Regions from separate parts of the Mus musculus genome. Here region 1 is linked to region 2. The links are chromatin loops, found by intact Hi-C in ENCODE. Cell type or tissue: heart. All regions are shown on one strand. Links, peaks and the distances in the headings refer to the core of each region. The heading gives the core; the rest is flanking DNA. Region 1 holds the start of Cabp1 (calcium binding protein 1). Region 2 overlaps Unc119b (unc-119 lipid binding chaperone B).

The links. Hi-C counts contacts between places; a loop is a spot of excess contacts. Peaks named below come from ENCODE experiments on the same cell type or tissue, not always from the same donor. Only the 100,000 strongest peaks of a DNase experiment are listed, where the experiment ranks them.
Region 1: it touches region 2 in a loop (5-fold over the local background); 10 of 42 quality-filtered maps call a loop at or near these places.

Annotation. Positions count from the first base shown.
Region 1 is chr5:115,183,622-115,195,126 of GRCm38, reverse strand. It overlaps Cabp1 (calcium binding protein 1), which reads left to right and starts at 746. Exons shown (of 6, transcript NM_001310712.1): 1 at 746-1,473. The coding sequence starts at 880. Gm35515 (a long non-coding RNA gene) reads right to left here and starts at 789. Exons shown (of 3, transcript XR_387599.4): 1 at 237-789. In heart, for the core only: CTCF peaks have their summits at 6,092 (motif pointing right) and 7,772 (motif pointing left); DNase peaks (open chromatin) are centred at 7,406, 7,746, 8,296 and 10,166; H3K4me3 peaks cover 2,414 bases; H3K27ac peaks cover 559 bases; H3K27me3 peaks cover 5,099 bases.
Region 2 is chr5:115,119,369-115,130,873 of GRCm38, reverse strand. It overlaps Unc119b (unc-119 lipid binding chaperone B), which reads left to right. Exons shown (of 5, transcript NM_175352.4): 2 at 294-407; 3 at 3,461-3,572; 4 at 3,691-3,863; 5 at 5,374-8,308. The coding sequence ends at 5,486. Among named protein-coding and RNA genes, the nearest start is that of Acads, 5.8 kb to the right of the region's middle. In heart, for the core only: no CTCF peak of the experiment used is centred there; DNase peaks (open chromatin) are centred at 4,235, 5,523 and 5,971.

The sequences.
Region 1 (11,505 bases), core at 2,370-10,369, 64 kb before region 2:
CGAAATCAGTTTGGGAAGAATCATTTGCATTTCACTGAAGAGGGGAAACCGGCTCAGGGAGGCTGATGACACTTGCCCAAGCTTCCCAGATGGCAAGCTGCAGAGCTGGGATTTGAGATTGAAACCAGCACAGTGTGACTTCCTGGATGCTTACCAAGGGCAGGAGTCCTCTCTCTAACAACTAGAAGGGCAGGAGGTGGTTCGATGGAGAAACAAGCATAGCCAACGTGTCCTACCTGGAACTTGACCACCACCAGGCACTTCCGGGACAGGTAGCTGCAGCCAGATGCCACCTGGCTCCTCTTCTGTTGTGTCAACTGTAAATTCCGTGGCTGACTTGCTCGGGGCAATCCTAGTCCGGTGTACTCTATGGAAGGTGGATGGACGAGGCATGGATACACTCCTAGCTTTATCCTTCCAGGTCATCTGGCTCCTGCGTTTGTCTGGATGGTGTCACAGAGTGCCTGCATCCTAGCTGAGTCTCTAGCGTCCTGCACCCCTTTGGTCCTATTGCCAAAGTTGTTCTCTCTGGAAAGTGCACCCTTGCTTGACTTTGGGGTGAGGGGGGGGCGACCGGCCGATCCTGGGCATGGAGGGATCCTCTGGGCGTGATAAGGGGCTCCGCCAGTCTCCTTGGGGGAGGTTAGCCAGCCCCTTCCCTCGTGCTCACATTCAGTGCCGCAGCGCCCCCTTGGCCACCAGAGGCGCCCGGAAGCGGGACTCCCCGAGCGCTGGGCGGGGCGAGGGGCGGGGCGCGGCGGCACCTGGGCCGCGGGAGAGCCGGGGGTGGGCTCTCGGGGGACAACCAGCTGCCCCCCCAGATCTGCAGCGCCGGCCGCCGGGAGCTCGAGGCTCCAGGCGCAGAGGCTGCGCTGTCACATGGGCGGCGGCGACGGGGCCGCATTTAAGCGGCCAGGGGACGGCGCCCGCCTGCAGCGCGTCCTCGGGCTTGGCTCCCGCCGGGCGCCCCGCTCTCTGCCCTCCGGGGGCCCCGCACCACCCCCGCCGGGCCATGCGAGCGCGGGCCCCGCCGCGATGAGCTCGCACATTGCCAAGAGCGAGTCCAAGACGTCGCTGCTCAAGGCGGCGGCGGCGAGCGGGGGCAGCCGGGCTCCCCGCCACAGCTCTGCGCGGGACCCCGGGCTGCGTGGCCGCCGGCTGCCCGGTCCCTGCCCCGGCTCGCCTCCACCGTGCGGGGACCCCAGCTCGCGGAGGCCCCTGTGCCGGCCCGTGCCGCGGGACGAGGGCGCGCGCGGGAGCCGGCGTGGGCTGCCCCAGGCGCACTGCAGGCCCCGGGAGACGCTACCGCCGGCCCGCGGGCGCGATGGGGAGGAACGGGGGCTGGCGCCAGCGCTCGGTCTACGGGGCTCCCTGCGATCGCGGGGTCGCGGGGACCCGGCTCCTGCTGGCACCCCCGAGGCGGACCCGTTCCTCCACCGGCTGCGCCCCATGCTCAGCTCCGCCTTCGGCCAGGTAAGGGCCGCGCCCCTCGCCCGCGCTCCGGGCACCGGCGCTCGGGACCCTACGGCGGCGGCGCGTCCCCGGTTCTGCTCGCTCTGCCCAGTCGGGGTGCACCTTGGCTCATCCTGTCCTCCCGCGGCCCTGGCGCTCCGCCACCCCCGTGTCTGATTCAGCACCCTGTGCGCTGTCCACACTTCGGGCCTCTTCCTGGGCGCCGCTCAGCTGAGCCTGCCTCGCACCTGCAAGAGCGACCTCCGCAATCCTCCGGGAGATTTTCCAGGGTCGTGAGCAGCGCTTGGAGCAGGCGGCGCCAACCTTCTCCTCTCTCTGGCCTCTGGCGACCCAGAGGAGCGAAGGGCTTGGAGTCTGAGCGGCAAAGGGGGAGGGCCTGGGAGTACAGCGAGTTGCTTGTGGATGATTTATACTAGCCGTGACTTAGAGTGTCCTCAAAGGTCTGGGAAAGTTAGGGGATTGGAAAAATGGGGAGGAGAAGAGATGTCTGGACAGGCATGAAGGGTCTGTCCAGAGCTACGGCTCCATCTAGAACTTGAGAGTGTTTTCAAGGAAGATGGTATTCCAGGGATGCTATCTGAATGGCAGTTAGGCAATTGTGGGATAAGACCCAGAAAATCCAAGCCTGGGTTGGTGTGCCTTTTAGGGTTAGGAAGGCCACTAAGAGGTCATTGGTGACTCATTTTTGTCCCTCGCACGCCTTTGCCCGCAAGGATTCCAGTCAGCGGGGCATTTACAAACAGCTCAAGGCTACATTGTGGTATTGTGTCGCAGGAGAGACAGGAACCCGTGAACTTCTGAGCAAAGCCAAGATTTCCTCTAGTTGGGAGACTGTAATTGAATCAAACTCAGGGAGTCAGTTCTGCAGAGGCGCAATCAAAAGGCTGGCATAGTTTCAGACACAGGGGTCTAAGTGTTTCTTTGGTAGGATCTATCGCAAAGATAACCACCTCAAGCTCCCGCTGGCTGTGCGGGGATCAGGAGGCCGCGTGTGTTTTTTGCTTCAGAACTGCTCGCTTCTTTTCAAAATACTACTCTGCAGTGGTTAATGCAGGCGGGGCTCTGTCATGAAGGCAGCTGCACGTGGATTCGGGTTGCACCGGGACCGCTGTGATGGTGTGACGGGGCCAGCAGGCACACGGCTTTGTTCCTGCAGGGAGCCCTGTTAGCGGTGCTCAGGAGTAGAGGTTTGGACGCAGGGCCCTGCGAGAGAGAGGGAGAGGGCGAGAGCCTGGCTACGTGCCAAGGGAGATGCTCACTGCAGTGGTTTGTGTGCTCCAAGGAGCCTAAGCGTGTTAGGAGTGATTTGTGGGTCTGGACTGGGTTGTCATTCAAATGCTGTGTTGTGAGTGGGGAGCTGCAATTCACTCAGTTACTAAGCATTTCTTGAACACCTACTTTCCCGGGGCATTGGTGGTACACTAGGAAGCGAGTGGTGGGAAGAGTTAGGATTTGGGGCTGTTTTGGAGCTCTCGACCCAGCCGTTTGGAAGGTGCCCAGTCATCAGGCTGATTAGTCAGTTTGCCAGTGATCTGGCAAAAGGACCATTGCTCCCTACATTTGCAACATTTGCTGGCAGAGGCCTTTGTCCAAGCCCCAGAACCTTTCAACGACCTCTTCCATGTCTCAGCCATTAAGTGGAGACGATTCTCCAGCCCCCGGGTTCTGAAATGTCACGGGGTCACTTGAGTCACAAGGAGCTGGAAGGTGCCATGAAATATTTACTACCTCTCTCTGGAAGCGCTTGCCTCTCAGAGCAGCAGACTCTCTCCCCTTCCACCCCCTCCCCTCAGCACATTCAGTTTGAGTTTCCTGGTGACGACTCCTCTAAGGGATTTGTGGGGACAGGACCACAAACCCATCTAAGAGGTTTGTGTCAGAGCCTCCTGTCTCCTTTGACTAGGAAGAAGTAGTTTCTCCTTGCTATCTCTCTCCTGCATTGAACATTCTGTCCTTAAAGATAGGGTGGAGACTAAGAGAAGGCAAAATGGAGCCCTGAAAACAGAAAGTTCTAGGTGGATCCACTTAGGGCAAAGTGTATTTTGTTCACGCCGTTAACTTATTTATCAAAAATTTTAACTTTTTTTTTTTAAACCTCAGGTGAATTAGGTGAATTGCTTTTATCTCATCAGGGCTTTTATTTATTGAGAGAGAGAGAGAGAGAGAGAGAGAGAGAGAGAGAGAGAGAAAAGATCAATTATAGTGAATTGGGGAAGTTAAATGGTTTCTGCAGGCCTAGGTATAGAGAGCTTGGTCCACTGGGTATCACCAAGCCAGGGTGGCATCTATGTTGCTGTTGCTGATGCTGATTAACTATAAGGCTGCACTTCTTCTGCTTGTAATAGCAGCAGAGAGAGCCAGGATTGGGCACACTAGAGGTATCCAGATAGACTCTCCACACTTGGGGAAATGGGAAGTAAGACCCCCCACCTCCACACACCCCCCAGTGACAACCGGGAGTGTCTCTGCTGCCTGTAGGGAGGAGACACTGTGGCTTCAAGGCTGATGTGTGGGATGGTGGCTGGGAAAGGTACCAGATCCCTAGCTTCCAACTTTGTCACTTTGTATCTCTGTGACCTTGGCATCATTTTTCTCTCTGTGGCGGTGGTTTCTTCTTCCAGAATTGAGAGTGGGGAAAAGCTGCCTTGCAGGGTTGTGATGAGGCTCGCCTGAGATGAAGGATATCAGGGGCCTGGTTCATAGTGAGCGCTGGCTAAAGAGCAGCCTGCATTCCTGTGACTGCCTTCATTAATAGTCATTAAAAGAGTGCCGCAGTCTGAGTAAGCGCAGGGTAAGGGATGCTGCCTCCATGCTGGGCTAGAAAGGCTTTTAAAAGAATGGGCTCAGAGCGCAATGTCAGCGACCTGTCCCTAGCTCTACCAGCTAAGGACACCCAGGTGCCCAGGCAGACTGTGGGGCGTGAGACACGACCTTGAATAAGCACGATATGGATATGAGATCTTGGGCCTTGGAAGACTATGATATGAACACACCTGCTTTTGTTTTAAAGCTTGAGAAGAGACTAATGCAAGTAACGCCCCCAGCTCTGGTACCATCCTAGAGAAACATCTCTCTTGATGTGGAGGGACCAGCCCAGTGTCCATGCAATACGCAAAAAGCATCACAGTATTCATGAGTGACTCCTGGGTTTCCTCGTTCCTGTGGTACAGACGGAGGAGATGGGCCAGGGCCATGATGGCTCGGGCCCTGCGGGTTCAACCGCATCAGCCTGTGTGAAGTTGAAGATCAGGACTGTGAATATCCATTCCTGTGCTACTTGCTCTTTTCCGTTGCCTTTCCTTTGAGGCCCGGGACGAGGAAGGAGAAGGTCAGCCTGTGGTTGGCATCAATCATGATGTTAGGAGAGGCTGAGTCAGTGGACGAGAGCATCATCTGGGATGTCTGGATGTCTGCGTTTGGCTTCGGCTGTTCCCGGTGATCGGCAGGGCTACTCAAAAACCCTCAGTCTGGAATCCAAAATTGCCAGAGTCTGTCCTTGGAGGGTTGGCTTCATCACCATCCCCACCCCACCCCCCATTTTCGAAATGAGAACACAGGCTCTGGAGAGGGCAGTGCCTGTCAGAGGTCACATAGTAAATAAATGGGTAACACCTGTCATCTGAGTGGCACTGGGCTGGCCAGGAATGGAAGTTATCAGAGGTGTTCACAGGGTACCTCACATGCTGTGTACCCCAGCCCTCTCCCTGAGTGTCCCGGCACTGGGTTGTCACCCAAGTTCATATGCTGTTGGTTGATCTGGTGGAGACCTAAGACCGGCCACCCTCCTAAGCGGGGATAACCAGCAATGGGCTCAGCCTTCTCACCCTCTGATCCTATTATTCTGTTCAGAATCCAAAGCAGGGCTCCAGAGGCCCAGGGACTTGCAGAGAATAAGAAGAGTGTATGTCACAAAGTGTTCTTCACTTCTTAGAGGAAACTCCCAAGCGTCAGCCTTGCTGCGTTTTTAAGGGAAGGTCAAACCTCCCGCCCCTGCCCAGTTTAGTTTAAGGAGACTTTAAAACCCCCATATCTGGTCCTTCTGGGTCCCTAGCTGACCTTAAGCCTCAACAATGTCCACCACATTCTTACCCCAAAGCAGAAAAAGACCTTGAATTTTTGTACATTTATTTATTTAAAATGTGTGTTTGCCAAGTGTGGTGGTGCACACCTTTAATCCAAGCTCTTGGTGGGCAGAGGCAGGCATACGTGTGTGTGCATGTATATGTGTGTATATGGGTGTGCATGTATATGCAAATGTGTGTGCATGCACATGTACATGGGTATGGGTATATGTGTGTGTACATGTGCACAAGTGTGTATGTGTGTATGTATGCTCAAGGGTGTGTGTGTGTGTGTGTGTGTGTGTGTGTGTAGGCCAGAAGATAGCTTTCAGAAGTTGACTCTCTCCTTGTACCATCTGGATCCCAGGAATCCTGATCAGGTAGTGAGGCTCAGCAGGAAGTACTTTGACCAACTGCACAATCTTGCTGAGTTGCAGGATGGGCTTTCTTTAAGCATTTGATTGGTTTTGCTGTCTTCTGTCTCCAGTTTCCAAGGACAGAGGCATACAAAGCCAAGGTCGACAAGGACCTGCTATACCTGAGACTGGCCTGCAGGGGGCAGGAGTCACCAGGGCTGAATAACTGGATGAGTGGATGCTGCGTTTAGCCCTTTCAGTTCGAGGCAGAGGAATGGGACAGGTTTTTGGTGCCAGACACTGGGCGGCACCTTTTGTGATATTGTTTTGTTAGCCACCCATAAGAGCCCAAAGGAGGTGTTGTTAGTATCTAAGGGACAACCTCCAGAAGTCCAAAGTGAATCAGATCATCGCAATTCGTCTGACTCGGCATTCTATCCCTGGTACGTCGTCTTTCATATTTTTAAAAAGACTTATTTTTATTTTATGTGTATGAGTGTGTTTTCCCCCTGTTTGTATGTGTACCACATGTGTGCCTGATGCCTTCAGAGCTCAGAAGTGGTACATTAGATCCTCTGGAACTGGAGTTACAAAAGGTTGTGAGCATCCCCGTGGGTGCTGGGAACCGACCCCGGGGCCTCTGCAAAAACAACAAGCACACACAACCACTGAATCATTTTCCCAGCCACTCTCAGTGGGTCTTAATGCCAGCTACAGGTTAGAGCTCCCCAGAGAGTCCACAGACTCTGCACTTGGCCGCCCTATGCCCACTGCACCAGGGATTTCAGGGCAGGGTCCAGCTGTTTCTGTGTTTCTCTTTCTTTTCTCTCTCTCTCTCTCTCCCTCATTTTTTTTTTTTTGGTGTGTGTGTGTGTGTGTGTGTGTGTGTGTGTGTGTTTTCAAGACAGGGTTTCTCTGTGTAGCCCTGGCTGTCCTAGAACACACTTTGTAGACCAGGCTGGCCTCGAACTCAGAAGTCCGCCTGCCTCTGCCTCCCAAGTGCTGGGATTAAAGGCATGCGGCACCACTGCCCGCCTGTATTTCTCTTTCTTAGCGTTATTCTGGACTATAGTTAAATAATTGTACTCCTCACTCTCTCTTGCCCACCTGCGAGGATGTAAACTCCCGTTGTTGTTGTTCCTCTTCATTGTTTCCAGAGCCAAGCACAGCACCCGGCTCATAAATGCCGGGCAAACGATACTTCCTTCTTCCACTTGAATAATTACTTATCAGCGCCTATTATGTACCACAGGCTTTCCTGTATGCGCCGTATTAGCCAGACAGGGAAAGTCCCATTTTCTAACGGAGGAAACTGAAGCTCAGGAATAGAAGGTGATCACAGGCAGAGCTGGGGCTCAACCTTAGACCCCAGATCCTTCCCCATTCATCAGAGGCCATTGACCCAGACCCCTGGACCAGCGGAGTGCTTCCTCTGAGTTGCTTTGCATTTCCGTTAGCGGTCTGCCCCTCCCCAGCTCTCTGGCATCTTTACCCTCTTTCCTGCCCTTTAGCTGTTCCCACCCAGTCTCCTCCTTTTGTGTTCGGGGAGTGGCTTCTTCCTTTTCCCCTCCTCCAGGAGTATGGGCCAAGCAAGGCATCAAGAAACTGCCTAGGCAACACCGTTCCCTGGTCTGCAGCGACACACAGCACCAGAGACATAGTGAACTAGCCAGCGACCTCCTTTTTAGCCTCCTAGGAGGAAGCCTGTGCCACCCACTGGGCAAGGAACCCAGCCATCTTCTCTAATGAAATTCCTGACCAGACATCCCAATGGACAAAAGTCCCTGGGAGAGGAAGCAGTCTGGGCTTGGTGTCTGCGATTGCATCAGGGGCCAGGGAGTAGGTCAACCTCCTGGTCTATCTCTGGCGCCCCCTGCTGGGGAAAAGCTGGATACACGGATAAGAGGAATGCTTCTCTGGGTACCCGCCTACCACTGCCGCGCTCAGACCCGGACATCTGAGGCATGAGAATTCCCTTGCCAAAGCAAGAATTTGGAGGGACAAGGAACACCGAGTCATCTGTAAAGTTCCGACTGTGGGAACTCGGAGGACCATTTTTAAAAGGCAAACCTCCCTGTTCTGCACTCCAGCGAAGCCAGTGAAAAAGACCTTTAGGTCAGAATTGGGAAGAGGATGGGAAGGACCAGAGAGACCTTGGCCACGTCCTCTGTGCCAGCGCTGCCTTCATTCTCCTCTCCTCAAGGCCATCGCTTGGCTTCCCGAGGGTCAGAGAGCCTTTCCACGGCAGAGGGAGCATAAGGAAGAAGCAGATGACAGCTGTGGCTTCAGCTGTGCCGCCAGCCCTGGAGCCTCATTCCATGTCAGCGATGAGGCAAGTGTGAAAAATGGAGCGTAATAGAGACGTCACAAGATCTCCCAGGCCCTCAACTGAGAACCACCTTGCTGCTCAGTCAGCTGGAATTGCCAGTGGCTGATGAGGCATGCTCACCCGGCTCAGTGCTCTCCAGACCCGGCTTACATCTCCCTGGGGTCCTGCGTGTGCATGCATGTGTGTGGTTAGTGTGTGTGTGTGTGTGTGTGTGTGTGTGTGTGTGTGTGTGCCTGTGTGTTCAACCACGCGTGCGTGTGCGCAGGCTGTGAGGCACCCTGGCTTTGGGGGCCCTAGCCAGCTTTCCCCTTCTGGATCTGCTGGCCTAATTCCCAGTTGCAGCTGCCACCTTGGGTCCCCCTCCCCAAGGCAATCTCCCTGCATATTTGGTAGCATAAGAAGGAGGGGCTGAGGCAAGGGGATAGACAGAGAATGGACTGAGCCTAATGCTGTAATCTGTTGTTGATGATCCTAAAGGCTTCCCAGCGCCAGTGCCCTCTGTGATCTACTCTCCAGGGGATTTTTTCCCCCGGTGCTATGCACTTTTTCCTTCTGCCTTCGGCTCCTTAAGAAACTGACTAGAAAGTTAAACCTAGACACACAAACGCACATACAAACCACCAGGAAAAAAAAAAAAATCAGCAGGAGCAGACAGGCAGGCAGGCAGGCAGGCAGACAGACGAGCACGCGCGCTCCGGCTCAGCTCTGTCCTGGAGGAAGAGCGACTGGAGCAGAGAGAGTCGCTGGGGTTGGCAGTGACCCAGACTGAGGTCTTCTGCGCCCCCCCCCCCCGCCCCCAGAAGCCTCCTTCATGGACCCAGAGACCGCCAAAGGGGCTGTGTCAGCGTAGGATGGGCAACTGCGTCAAGTCGCCACTAAGAAACCTCTCAAGAAAGGTATGTTTTGGGAGCCCCCGAGTCTTGGTACTGGGGTTGCGGACATCTTGTTGCCTACCCCAGAGGGGATGAAGTGGGTGGGCATCTGATGTTCATTAGGCTTCCCAGGGTGTCTGTCCAAAACTGTGTCCCTATTCTGACTTCAAGACACCCTCCATCAGCAGATTCTTATGTTCTAGGGAGGCTCTGAGCTAAAGTTAGGGCTTAAAGGTGCCTGGGGTTAGGGGTGAGAGGTCATGGGGTCCCGGAAGGTCATATCTGGGATTCATGAAAGAGGTAAGCAAGAAACCATGTGACTTTGGGGCTTCATGGCTATAAGATGAAACGTGTGGATTCTTAGGATGGCAGTGTACATATTTAGAGTCTAAAGCATCGGAGACCCTTCAGGAGCAGACCCCAGGGCTGAGCCGGTCTGTGCTCCTCACTGGTAATCTCTAAGCCAGTGGTTCTCAAACTTCCTAAGGCGGCAGCCCTTTAATGTGGCTCCTCGTGCTGTGGTGACCCCCAACTATTACATTATTTTTGTTGGTTCTCCTTAACAGTAATGTTGCTACTGTTATGATTTGTGACGTTTGCCAAAGGGGTCATGACCTACAGGTTGAGAACCAATTATCTAAGTTTCGAAGGAACCGTATTAAGCAAGGAAATGTCCCCCTTTGATTATATTTACAATAACTCTTGAGTCAGGGGTGGGAGTCAGGACCATATGGTCTTAGGACCCAGGATGGCTTCTTTTGAGAAACACGGTGCCTGAGAGATATGTGGGTCAGGATTGTACATGTCACTTTTCAGGGTGGATTTACTGCTTGTACGCTAGGACTTTTTTTTGCAAGAATTCCTTGGAGAAAGCGAGTGTTCCCTCCCTCGGGCTTCTCCAGGAAGGTCTGGGTTATGTTTAGAGTGTGTTCTGCTTGGGCTCTGCGTATATTGCAGGCTGGCTGGAGTCAGGTCGTAGACTGATAAAGATTTTTGCCTCCAGTGTTTTCATTTGCCAAATAAGAAATGGGATTGCCAATCGAGGGGGCGGGGATTGGAGGGTCAGGTGACTCACCGAAGGTCTTGGATTGGCTAATGGAGCCTTCACTCAGGTCCCATCTTCCCCATTCTGCTTCTGACCTCTCAATTTAGGACACTTGGGGCTTTTTCGCCCTGTCGCCTTCCTCGTGTGGCTAAGCCGTTGACATCAAATTCCATTTAATCTTCGGCCGTTCCTTGGGCGGCTCGGGGGGGGGGGGGGCGTCTGACGTTTCCATTGTGCCTCAGAGTCTGCCATTCTCTTAGGGGAGGCTTCTGCCTGGGAGGATCTGGGGAAGCGGAAGCTGATCTAAATTAGAGGATCCCAGGCAAATGCCAACGCAGAGGGATATGAATTGAAGAACGAGGCCTGTCCTCTGCCTCCTACCCTCTTCTCATGAGTGCTTGAGCCTCTTCTTTCTGGCCATTCGATTTTGGACAAATTACTTAACGTCCTGAGACTTAGTTCCTTTGCCCATCAGCTGGGAATGCTAATGCCTATGTACATTGTGATCTATGGGGATCAAGCTCAGAGCTACACACCGCCCAGGCCTGATGTGTAGCTTTGTCTGTTTGTTTGTTCTGTTCTGCTTACTAGAAACAAGGGCTTACTCTGAAACCTGGGCTTCCTTCAGCATCGGGGTTATATGTATGAGCCAGTGCAGCTGGCTGGTTTGGTTTGTTGTTGTTGTTTTGTTATGTTTTGCTTTGCGTTGAGACAACGTTTTACCGTATAGCCGTGACTGGCCTGGAATTCACAATGCAGACCAGACTGGCCTCAAACTCATAGTTTTCCTGCTTCTGCCTCCAAAGTCCTGGGATGAAAGGTGTATCACCACACCCAGCCCCAAGTATTTAACTCTTAAAATGATCGTGTGCTGTGCACAGCGCCAGATGTAAACAGTACCAGACACGCGTTAGGATGCTCACTATCATCCGAGGTAAAGGATGGAGTATAAAAGCGGAAGAGAGTGGTGATCGTTACCGCTGCTTCTGTGGTGAGGTTTCTGTTTGTAGCCCAGGCTGGCCTGGAAATCAAGATTCTCTTGCCTTAGCTGCTGCATATTAGAAATATAGTATAGACTTGAGCCACCATACCCAGGAAGACTTTATTACCCAGAGCCTCATGCGTGCTGAACCCTGTGCCTCTCTCTACCACCAAGCCATAGTACAGCAGGCGAGGTTCTTAGTCCCCTGGTGGAAGTGATCATAATTCGTAGGAATCATTTCTTCTTTTGGATTATTTACAGCATATTTGCCATCACACTCCCTCTTTTCTTCTGAACACTTCCCCTGGCTAGGTTTGCAGAGAAAGAAAGCTGGGCCCAGAGATAAGCATTTCTGAGGTCATCTGGTCGCTAGCAGAGCCTGGGATT
Region 2 (11,505 bases), core at 2,221-10,220:
CTCTTTCAGGGGACTTGGTTTAGTTCCAGCTCTCAAATGGCATCTACAGCCAACAGTAACTGACACGGAGGACCTGACTCCCTTCTGACCTCTTCAGACACTGCATGAGTGTGGTGCTTACATGCAGGCAAAGCACCCATACATATGAAGTAAATAAACCTTAAACAACAAGGGGGTGTTTGGGGAACATTTTCAGTGAATTGCATAGAAGACCATATTTGTTTTAAAGCCAGGGAATGAAATAGAGGGTGACTCTGGAAGATTACCTAATGACACTGGTCTCTCCCTTTCAGACTACCTGTGTAAACCTGAAGACAATGTCTACAGTATCGACTTTACCCGCTTCAAGATTCGAGATCTGGAGACGGGGACAGTTCTCTTTGAGATTGCCAAGCCGTGCATCTCAGGTGGGCCTGGGTATTGTGGTCACAAGCCGGGGAGGAAAGGACCTTGGGAAGCCCAGAGTTTCTGGGACGCTGGTGTGTGCCACTTTCATGATTACTTCCTGTCAGCATGCCTGCCAGTTGCACACCAGTTTAGGGCTTTGTTAAAAGGCTGGTGTGTGTGTGTGTGTGTGTTTGAGTGCCTGTGTGTGCCAGAATGTACCAGGTGGAGGCCAGGGGACAATTTTGTGGAGTCGGGGTTCTGTTTCCACATCTGTGGGGGGTCTAGAGAGTATGTGGCAGGCACCTCTGTGCATTGAGCTATCTCACTGGCCAGGTTCTTACACTTGATCTTAGCCAGAAGGCCGAGAAGCGATACTGGCCGGGTTCTTATGTAGCCCATGTTGGCCCAGAACTTGCCATGTAGCAGAGGATGTTCCTGAGCTATGACATGCGCCTTTCACCATGTGCTACAGGTACAGTCACAGCAGCCAGCATAGGAAGTTGACATTTCTTGTGTTGTGACACCATCCAGGCTCCTTAGTGAATTGCCTTATGTCATCTTGTCCTTGTGAGTGGCTCAGCCACTTTTTACTGAGAGGGAGCTGAGCCCCAGAATTCCCACGGGACCCTCCCCTAAGCCTCTGTGCTTGTTCAGTGCTGCACGCTGTCTGCAGTGTGTACTGACCCCACTGCGGCTGGACTGAACTGTAGGAAGAAAGTGAGCCCTGCCCGCCCTGAGCCCTTGCCGCAGGCGGCAAGGCAGCGTCCCCAGCTGTCTGTAACGAGTGCTTTCCGTTTCTTTCCAAGCCCTGCTTTAATGGCTTGTCTTTTCTGTTTTGTTTGTTTCCAAAGATTAAAAAAAACCAAAAAACAAAACCCCAAAACTGTGTGTGCCCCAGTGTGTCCCTCCGGGGTTTGTGCAATGAGTACAGTAGCCTCTAGAGGCCAGAAGAGGGTGTTGGATCCCTCGGCTGCCTGACAGTCCTCTGTAAGAACACTAAGTGTTCCAGCCCTGTGGTCTGCCTGTCTCTCTGTCTGTCTCTTTTCTTTCTAAGTAAAAGATTATTCTTGGGCTGGAGAGATGGCTCAGCGGTTAAGAGCACTGACTGCTCTTCCAGAGGTCCTGAGTTCAAATCCCAGCAACCTCATGGTGGCTCACAACCATCTGTAATGGGATCCAATGCCCTCTTCTGGGGTGTCTGAAGACAGCTACAGTGCACTCACATACATAAAATAAAAATAATAAATTTTTAAAAACAAAAAAAGAAAGAAAGATTATTCTTAAGTGTACGACAGACTCCACGAGAGCATTTCTGTGACTCTGTGTGACAAAAGATGAGCCTGGGGACTCAGTGACCATCACCCTCTGAGGTACGAGGAGAACTGATTCTTTTACTTCCCTCTGTTTGCTTGATTTTCTCATTTTGAGACAATCGCGTGTGGCTAGAGCTAGCCTCACATTTGCTGTTTAAGTGGAGGTGCGGGTGTAAGTTTTACTGTGATTGTGTGAGTATGGGGTGCATGTGTGCGTGCATGCTGGAGCAGAAATGAGGTGGGGATAGCTTGTGGGCGTTGGTTCTCTCCTTCTGCGTGGGTAATGAGGAGGGAGCTCTGGTCTCCAACGACCTTTACAGGGTAGCCATCCACGGGCCTTTCAACTGGGATCTCTAATGAAACTTACTCTTTTTAAAAAATAATTTATTTATTTTTATTTTATGTGAATTGGTGTTTTCCCTGCATGTATGTCTGAGTGACTGTATTGAGTCTCCTGGACCTGGAGTTACAGACAGTTGTGAGCTGCCAAGTGGGTGGTGGGAATTGAACCCAGGTTCACTGGAAGAACAACCGGTGTTCCTAACCCTGAGCCATCTTTCCAGCCCCTAATAAAACTTACTTTGCAAAGTTCTTCTCATTGGATTTGTGGCTCAGAATGAGCCAGCGATTCTCTGAGAATATAGGTATTAGCATCTCAGAGAAATAAAAGGCAGTCCCGAGCTGCGGTTCTCTCGTGAACGGAGCACTTATCTGGCTTAAAACACACAGGCAGACTTGCTAGGAAAGTGTTAGCCCAACTTGATCACCGGCCTGGCTCAGCGGGCCTTGCATTTCCCCCCGTCATCTTCTGGTCCTGCTCAAGGCACCGAAGCCTCCGGAAAGGCTGCTGCAGATGCTGTAGGTGTGTGGTCTTCATCCCTCCTAGTCCGTGAGCACTCGCTCACACCAGAGTGCCCTCCTGCATGGGTTGCTCTGATGGGCTTGAATCACATCAGTGGATCCGGGCCCTTACCATGTAGGTAGAAGCCCCAAACCAGGACAGCGCGCCAGTACCCCTGGGACATCACAGGCACAGATGCTGGGTGCTCAGATGTGTAGAGAATTCCCCTCCACGTTCATACTGTGACCATTGTAGATCTTTTATGTGGAATCAGCAGTAGGCTGGACCAGGGGATGGCACGGAGCACATGCCAGTCCACGTGCTGGTTCCAGGTGGTCAGAGAAGTGGGTCAGGGTGTCCTGCAATAGACATGAGCGTCCTGCGTTTGGTCAGTCAGGGTCGTTGGAAATCAGACGGTGCTCCCAGGATGCCTCTCATGCCCAGCCCTCTCTGCCTCCCATCCTGCTTAGAGTCTGGTGCTCTGATCCAGTCAGCGTGGACTCGGCTGTAGGATTGGAGTCACACAAGTCATAGCCCGTGTTCAGCCTGCCTCTTATTATTTCACCCCAGGACGTGCCCATCCCCCCAAATCATATAAGGCAAATCGCATCATGTTTTAAGAACAGACTTTGGTCAGCTGGACCTGCATTCAGAACTTTGCTCAATCCCTTACCTGTTTGGGAACTTTGGGCTTGGGCGTGACTTAGCATTTTGAACTTCAGTGTCCTTCTCTGTGAAGCCATCTGTGAAATCAGAACGAGCGGCTCCTCCCTACGGGGCTGCCTGAAGCCTGGTACAGCCTGTTGCCAGTCTGTGCCCAGGAAGCAGGGCTGTAGGGTTGGAACTAGTGTGATCTGTCAGTCGGTGGCGTGCTGGGTGGGTACGTGGGTGCTCACGGCTCAGCTCTGTGCTCTTGCAGACCAAGACCAGGATGCGGAGGAGGAGAGCGTCGACGTGGATATCAGTGTGGGCCGTTTCGTTCGATATCAGTTCACACCGGCGTTTCTTCGCCTCCGGACCGTTGGTGCCACGTGAGTGCTGTTATTTTTCTGAGGGCAGAACATTTGGCTTATCGTAAGGAAGAATGCGCTCTGTGGGGCTGAGGCTGGCTGTGAGGAAATGAAGAATCTCATAGAGATTCTCTTACAGGGTAGAGTTCACTGTGGGTGACAGGCCAGTGACAGGTTTCCGGATGATCGAGCGGCACTACTTCCGGGAGCGGCTGCTGAAGACCTTTGACTTTGATTTTGGCTTCTGCATCCCTAGCAGCAGAAACACGTGTGAGCACATCTACGAGTTCCCGCAGCTCTCCGAGGACGTCAGTACGTATGCGCGCGCGCGCACACACACACACACACACACACACACATACACACACACACACACACACACACACACACACACACACACCCCTCCGTGCCTCCCTCCCTCCCTCTGAGCTAGATTCTGACCACCACCTGCTCCAGTGGCCTCACTGCACAAGAGCGAAGTGTGGCTTGCTGTGTGTCAGGTCATGTGACCTCAGGTTCCTGTCTTCTGCCTCTGAGGACCCAGGCTGAGTCACTAAGGCCTCTCACTGTTGCTCACAGCCCCACTGTGCCCTGCTTACTGCAATATGACGTGTGTTCTCTCAGTCTCAGGTCCCTGGCGATTGCATGCTCTGGAGTGGGCGCTCCACTCTTGTGACAACAGCACCCAGGTGGGGCGCCTTCGAGCCGGGCAGGGCGTCCTGACAGAATCTCATTCTGGCCTGAGCTGACCTGGAGGTGCAGATGCTTGCAGGGTTAGATCAACTGGTGAAAGCAAACCGTCCAAGGGTGTGGAGTTGAGTCAGAGTGTACACTGCATTGCTGTGGCCCGGCTGAGCACAGAGAGCTGAGCATGGCTGACACTGCTTACACCTGAGATGCCTTTCCCTATGGCTAGGAGATGGCCCAGGGCTCTTAAATCAGAGCCAAGTGGAGGGAACCGGAATTGTATTCACCTTCTTCCAGTGTGGAAAGAGGGGAGGGCAAGGGCTTAGACAGACAGACAGACAGAAGTTCCCTAGGCAAATGGGCCTCTCTAGAGAGTGGCTTCCCTCTGTTCCTCTGACTGGGCACCTAAGGTTCTTTTGGCTTGCAGGCCCATAGCGGTAGGAGGATGGAGACGTGGGGAAGAGCATGGTTCTTCTCCCAGAGGACCTGGGCTCCATTCCCAGTGCCTACACCGGGGCTGCTCACAGGGCTTTAGCCTCACTTCTGGCATCTGAGAGTAGCACACATGTAGTGTACAGATGTCTACAGGCAGGCAAAACAAAACAAAACAAAACCTTGTACACATAAAATAAGTAATTTAAAAAAAATTAACAAGTGAGTTGGTTATGGTGGTGCCCCCTGGCCCTTGGGAAGCAGAAGGCAGCAAATCTCTGTGAGTTCAGAGCCAGCCAGAGTGGTACAGTGAGATCCTTCCTCCACAAACCAGACAACCCAGAGAGGCAGGTACAGAGGGGCATGCTACTCTGGGTTTCTGCTGGAATATCCAGAGGTGGCAGCAGGCCAAAAGCAGGGCTCACTGCTGGGCCGGCCAGGAGCGTGGAGGAAAGAAGTGGTCGTGACTGAGAAGTTTGTTTCCTAGGATACGGCAAGACAGATGAGGCTAGGGATGACTAAAGAGTTGATTGCATCCTGGTGTAGAACTGGACTGGACGTCACAGTCCATCTGGCGCCCTCCAGGCTCCCTGGATTCTTTTGCACTCAAGCTTTGCAAAGTGCTGCTCTGTCTTTGGAGGGATGCTGAGCGGCTTCCGCCTGGCTGTGGGGCAGACTCACAGAGCTTGCTCTTCCCTCACAGTTCGTCTGATGATTGAAAATCCCTATGAGACGCGCTCCGACAGCTTCTACTTTGTTGACAACAAGCTGGTGATGCACAACAAGGCGGACTATGCCTATAATGGAGGCCAGTAACTGCTGCGGGAGTGGACAGGGAGGTCCTCTGCCGCCACCACGAGCACCGAGCAGGAATTGCAGCTGTCGCCCGTCAACACCCACCTCGAACCTGGTCCAGGAAGCTGCAGCTGGGGCGGCGGCGGCGGGGTTTTGTGCTCCAAGGAGGTGCCAGCCAGCAGTTTCTCTTCCCAGTGTTTGTTCCCTGCCCCCTAGTTCACAGAGGTATTATAGTGAAGTAAAAGATTAGGGTAAGCTTCCCGGGATCCAGATAAAAGATTATTTCTGTATAGTCTTAGCTGTGCACTGCTTATCCCGACAAGCCTGACTGTCCAGGCACAGCTTTGTCTGCCAGAAGGCTTGTGCTGGGCTGGGCTGCAGGTTCCCAGCCCCTGCAGGTTCCTGGGTGCTTTGGGCAGCTGAGAGCAGCTCACTTCTCCCCCGTCCCGTGCCACTGGCACAGTCTGTCCTCGCCTATGCAGTTAGGCCAACTGGAAGAAACTTGAAGAGGGACTGGGGTAGGCAGAGCCCGGGCTAAGCCACTGGGTTGGGAGGTGGCACCAGAGTCAAAGATAAGGTTTTGAGGGGGCTTCTTACTGCCTTTGAGAAGCCACAGCCAGGCCTGGGGGGACCACGGTCTCAGCCTGGTGGCATCTTCTGTTCTTGCTCTAGAAGCCATGAGCCTCCCTCCTGCTTCCCTGGCCGTGACTTTTACCATGTCCTGCCGTGGCCCTGGGCAGTTCTGTTCACAGAACGGTGTCTCTTGAGTTTAGTGTGCACCCTGTGCTTTGCTCTCTTCCTTCTCAGACTTCTTCGGGGATTTTTACGTCAGTATTTAGAGCCCAGGATGCTGATAGATCGTGATAGGACTGGTCGGCTCCCAGGCTAATGTGGCTCATGGGAGAGGCACAGTTGGGGCTTTAGAGAGAGCTGACTCTGTTTCCAGTGACCCTGGAAGAGAGGCTCTGGGTGGGGACTGCCTCTAGAGCAGTCTGATGTTTAGGAGTGCTTTCCTCTCTGTTTGCCTTTCTGCTAAAGTCACATGGTCCTGCCCCAGACTGCTGCATGTGTGAGTGTTTGGGAAGGGCAGCATAGGCCGAGGTTGCCTGTCAGAGCAGTCCTTAGGTGCGCCTCAGGGGTCCTCAGATCCCCACTGACTGACTCCCACCTCTCTGGCTCCCTAGGTTGTCCCTGTGGGCAGCTCTAGGACACTGTGGCTGGGGTTCATTTGTCACTGAATGAAGTGCTGGAAGGGTGGGTGTGCATGAAGTGTCTCTGAGGCACCATGTCACCTGTAATGTCACCTGTAATGAGACCAGGGCCCCAGAGTACTTGAGAGAAAGGATGTGCTTTGGCCGTGTCGCTGTTGGCTTCTAGGGTGTTAGTGGTTCTGGGTTTGGACCCAGGCCCTGTACCGGGCCAGCACCTGATGGTGCAGTGATGCTGTGCTCCGGAGGCTTCGGGACTGGGAAACCTAGTTATCCTTCATGCTGCACTGCGTTTACCCACTGAGATAGATGGGGGCCCAGGTGCCCTATGGTGGGCACCTCCTGACCATTCCAGTGGATCTCAGAACTGGAGTCCATTCCAACTCTAGGTGCCTTAAGTGTGGCTCTGCCCCATGTGCTGCTGGGAGCTGCGGGGCCAATCTCCCTCACCTGCATACAGACATGAGTGTCTCTCTGCCTTTCCTCACGTGGCTCCTCTGGTGAGCTTTCCATGCTCTTGACAAGCCTCAGAGTCTTTGCTCTATTCCAGAGTCTGAGAGGTGTTTGGTACCCGGTGTATCAGTAAATACTGCCTAGCGTGTGCTTCCGAGAGCTGCGTGGCCTTAGCTCAGTAGCTCACAGCCTGGGACGCTCCTGTTTTCTGGCACGCTGTCTCCTGCCTGTCATGCTGGCTTTGCTTGGAGAGCCCACACTACTGGCTGGAGAAGGGCTGCATCCCCTTTCCCTTCAGCCTGTTCTCAGAGCACACTGAGGCCGGGTGCTCAGTCATCCTGGTAGGATGGAGCAGTCTTTAGCTTCTGAAGGGCCAGCGGTCCGTGTCTGACTGCTTAGGGAAGCAGCTTGCTGTTTGCTAGAGAGTTTGAAATTCCAACTTTTGTGCCTGACTTGAGTAAACTGGAAGTCATACTTTGTAAATAACTGAACAAGCAGAAGCCGAGTCAGAAGTCAAACTGTCCAGGAACACCAGTGGCTACAGTGGCTTCCTGTGATGCAGTGGAAGAGGGAATCAGTGCTTGGGGGTCGGGCATGCATGCCCCATGCCCATAACAGTAATCTGAGAGGATGGCAGCCCCTGGGGACCTCGTCCCCACCCTGGGCTGAACCCTTCCTGGTATGAGGCAAAGTTCTGCTCCATCTCCATCCTTGCCCCATGTCTTGGGGATGAGCTGCCCTTCTGAACCGTAAATACAGGAATAAAGATGGCCAGTACTTGGGCTGACATAAGCTCTTGTCTCAGGTTAGCCCAACGCTGGCTCATATGAGCCTCCTGAAGCTTCTCCTGGCCCTGGGCATCTGATTTCCAGTTCCTAGGGACAGCATTTTGCTGTGTCTGGGGTGAGCCATAGACTCAGATTCTGAAAACATCCACATTCCATGTCCAGAGCACCATAGCCACAGGGAGTCTGGACGAGGTGGGCGCATTCTTGTTCGTGAGGGATCATGGCCTTTACGATGCTGTCACTCAAGTTGTGAAAGTCCATTTTCCCTGTAAATCTATTTTTCACAGAAATAGGAAACATCTCTGTCCTTAAAATCCTCAGTCCAAAACAAATCAGGTGATTCTATTTGTATAAGATTATTTTACCACAAGAGACAGTAATAAAGATTTTTCACAATATGTTCACTCTGACTTGCCTCCTGATTGGGCCTTTGAGGGCTTGGAGGGTGGGCAGGGTCCCAGTCCCTTTGCTTGGCTGTGGCATTTCTGTTTTTGTTGACTTGGGTGTCACTGGTTTATAACTGAGGAACAGCTGAGAGTCACCTGTTTCTTTTTTAAGTTTTTCTGTTGAAGGTTTTCCTCAGGGACTAAGAGTTAAACATTTATGGATGGAGAACATTTATGGGATGGATGTTCCCAACAGCATACGCCCCACTGCCCCAGCCCTTAAGACAGGCTTACCAGCGTGTGTGTGTGTGTGTGTGTGTGTGTGTGTGTGTGATAACAAAATGACCTCGATTATCTGTACGTGTCTGAGCTGAGCAAGCATGGTGCCACACCTTTAATTTAGGGCTTGGGAGGCAGAGGCAGGCCAGTCTCTGAGGCCAGCCTGGTTTACTATTCCAGGACAGGCAAGGTCACGTAGTGAGACCCTGTCTCCAAAAGCAAAAACAAGCCAGGCAGCGGTGGCTTTGCATTGTCATTGCAGATTTTTGGGTGTGTGTGGGATTCATTTACCCCTTTTGCTCCCAAATAACTGCAGGGCTCCTGTGCCCACTCTAGCCGTGTTAGCGCCTGAGTAAATAACTGCAGGGCTCCTGTGCCCACTCTAGCCGTGTTAGCGCCTGAGTAAAGGCACAGAGACCTGGGTTTTTCTTTTTTTTTTTTTTTTTTCCATTTTTTATTAGGTATTTAGCTCATTTACATTTCCAATGCTATACCAAAAGTCCCCCATACCCACCCACCCATCCTGGGTTTTTCTTAAGCTGCAAGCCTAAGCTGGGCAGATAGCTTTTTTTTTTTAGATTTATTTTTAAAGATTTATGCATATGAGTACACTCACTCTATCTGTGCAGATGGTTGTGAGCCTTCATGGTTGTTGAGAATTGAATTCAGGACCTCTGCTTGCTCAGTCCCTGCTCACTCTGGCCCAAAGATTTATTATTATAAATAAGCACACTGTAGCTGACTTCAGACACACCAGAAGAGGGTGTCAGATCTCATTATGGGTGGTTGTGAGCCCCCACGTGGTTGCTGGGATTTTTAACTCAGGACCTCTGAAAGAGCAGTCAGTGCTCTTAACCGCTGAGCCATCTCTCCAGCCCCTTCTATTTGTACTTTCTAATTGTGACTGCACTTGTAACCCTGGACATATAATGAAAAAAATCAAACACGTAATCTGTCCTTCTTGGGTAATTGCTAGCCGGTCATTGTTCTGTGAAACCTATAAAAATAAAGGGGCAGCCTGACTGCCAGTCAGAGCTGGCCACCATGTCGAAGGCTGCAGATGGCCCCAGGCAGCTTCTGGAGATAGAACTGACGTCATCGGCCTTGGCAGCAAGTGCCTTTGCTCACTGAGCCATTTTCCAGGCCCCTTAAAAAACCAAAACCAAAACCAAACCAAACCAAAACAAACCTTCAAAGACATGGGTTTGAGTGGTGGCACCTGCCTGTAATTCCCACACTCAACTCTGTGAGTTCAAGGCTTGTCTCTAGTCTTTAATGGCAAGTTCCAGGCTAGCCAGGCCCTGTGGACCACCTGGCCTGGTCATCTATTGTTTTGGGTTTTTTTTGTTTTTGTTTTTTTGAGAGATGATTTCTCTGTGTAGCCCTGGCTATTTTGGAACTTACTTTGTAGACCAGGCTGGCCTGGAACTCACAGAGACCCAGTCGCCTCTGCCTCCAGGTCTAGGATTAAAGTCATGTCACCATTAGAGCCTGGCAGCTGTCTCGTTTTTGGAGACAGTTTTTTCTTACTGAAGCAGGAACTCACCAGCCCCTTTAGACTGGATGTCAGTGAGCTCCCAGAATCCTTGTCTTTGCAGTCCCCATCGGATGGAATCCTGCACCCAGGTCAAATGGATGCTGGGGTTCCAACTCAGGTCATGCTCACATGTGAAGTCTACCCTCTGCACCACCTCTCAGGCTCCAGTGTCTCTCTTTCGTCTTCCATCCGGTTCTGTCTGGTGACCAGGTAGGGAAGACGGATGGATGACCAGAGGATTGGGCAAAGAGTCAGCACGTTATTTGAAAGCCCCCCCCCCCCTTTAAAGGCAGTTCCAGACTTTGGGGGTGGGGGAAGAAATGGACAGATGGGATCATTTGCAGTCTAAACTACCACCCTCTCTTCAGTGTATTGTTTTCTAGGTAGTGGTGGGCTGTGAAGTTCAGTGAGCAGATATGTAGGGTGCATGTAAACCAGGGAGCTAATGACACTGACAGTCTCTGGGACCGAGCGAAGTTGTTCTGAGGGTGCTAGGACTCAACCCTCAACCCTTGGAGTTAATGGGCAGTACCCCTACTCCCAGCAGGGCTCTGCCCCCCCCCCCCCCACGAGGTGCAGAAGACAGTAGCTCTGTTTCACATTCACATCTGAGGGCTGGAGGGAATCTTCCTGCCCAGCATCCCCATGCAATGGGCTAGATACTGAGCCTTCCAGGCTTTTTGTTTTTTGTTTTGTTTTGTTTTAAAGATTTATTTTATTATTTTATGTACATACACTGTAGCTGTCTTCATACACTCCAGAAGAGGGAGTCAGATCTCATTACGGATGGTTGTGAGCCACCATGTGGTTGCTGGGATTTGAACTCTGGACCTTCGGAAGAGCAGTCGGGTGCTCTTACCCACTGAGCCATCTCACCAGCCCCCTTCCAGCCCTTTTGGAATCCACAGACTAGTGTGAGAGATGAATAGTAAATAAATAAGTAAAATAAAAGGCTGGATGTAAAACTGTGGGCTAGGAATGGTAGCATGAAATCCAGGCAAGAGGGCAAAAGCTGCCTGCCTTGTGTGGCCGAGCAAAGATGGTCAGGGAGCCAGGGATTACGCTGACAGCTGACAGGATGCAGAAGTGGGTGGGCAGGAGTAGGTGCTAGCTCTTCTCTTCTCTCCCTAAAACTGAACCCAGCGCCTTATGTCTGCTAGGCAGGGAGGACCTCCTCACGCCCTCTTTAAACTTTCATTTTGAAGATACTGCAAAGTTGCCCAAGCTGGGCTTGAATTTACTCCGTAATACAGGGAGAACCTGCAATTCTGCCTCAGGCTCAGAAGTCGCTGGAATTAAGTTGACTTCCTGGGTGAGGCCCGGACCCTAGGTCGTGAGCCTGTCTCAGGCCTGCCCCTGCGGCCCGGTGGGCGTGGCCCGGGCTCGGCG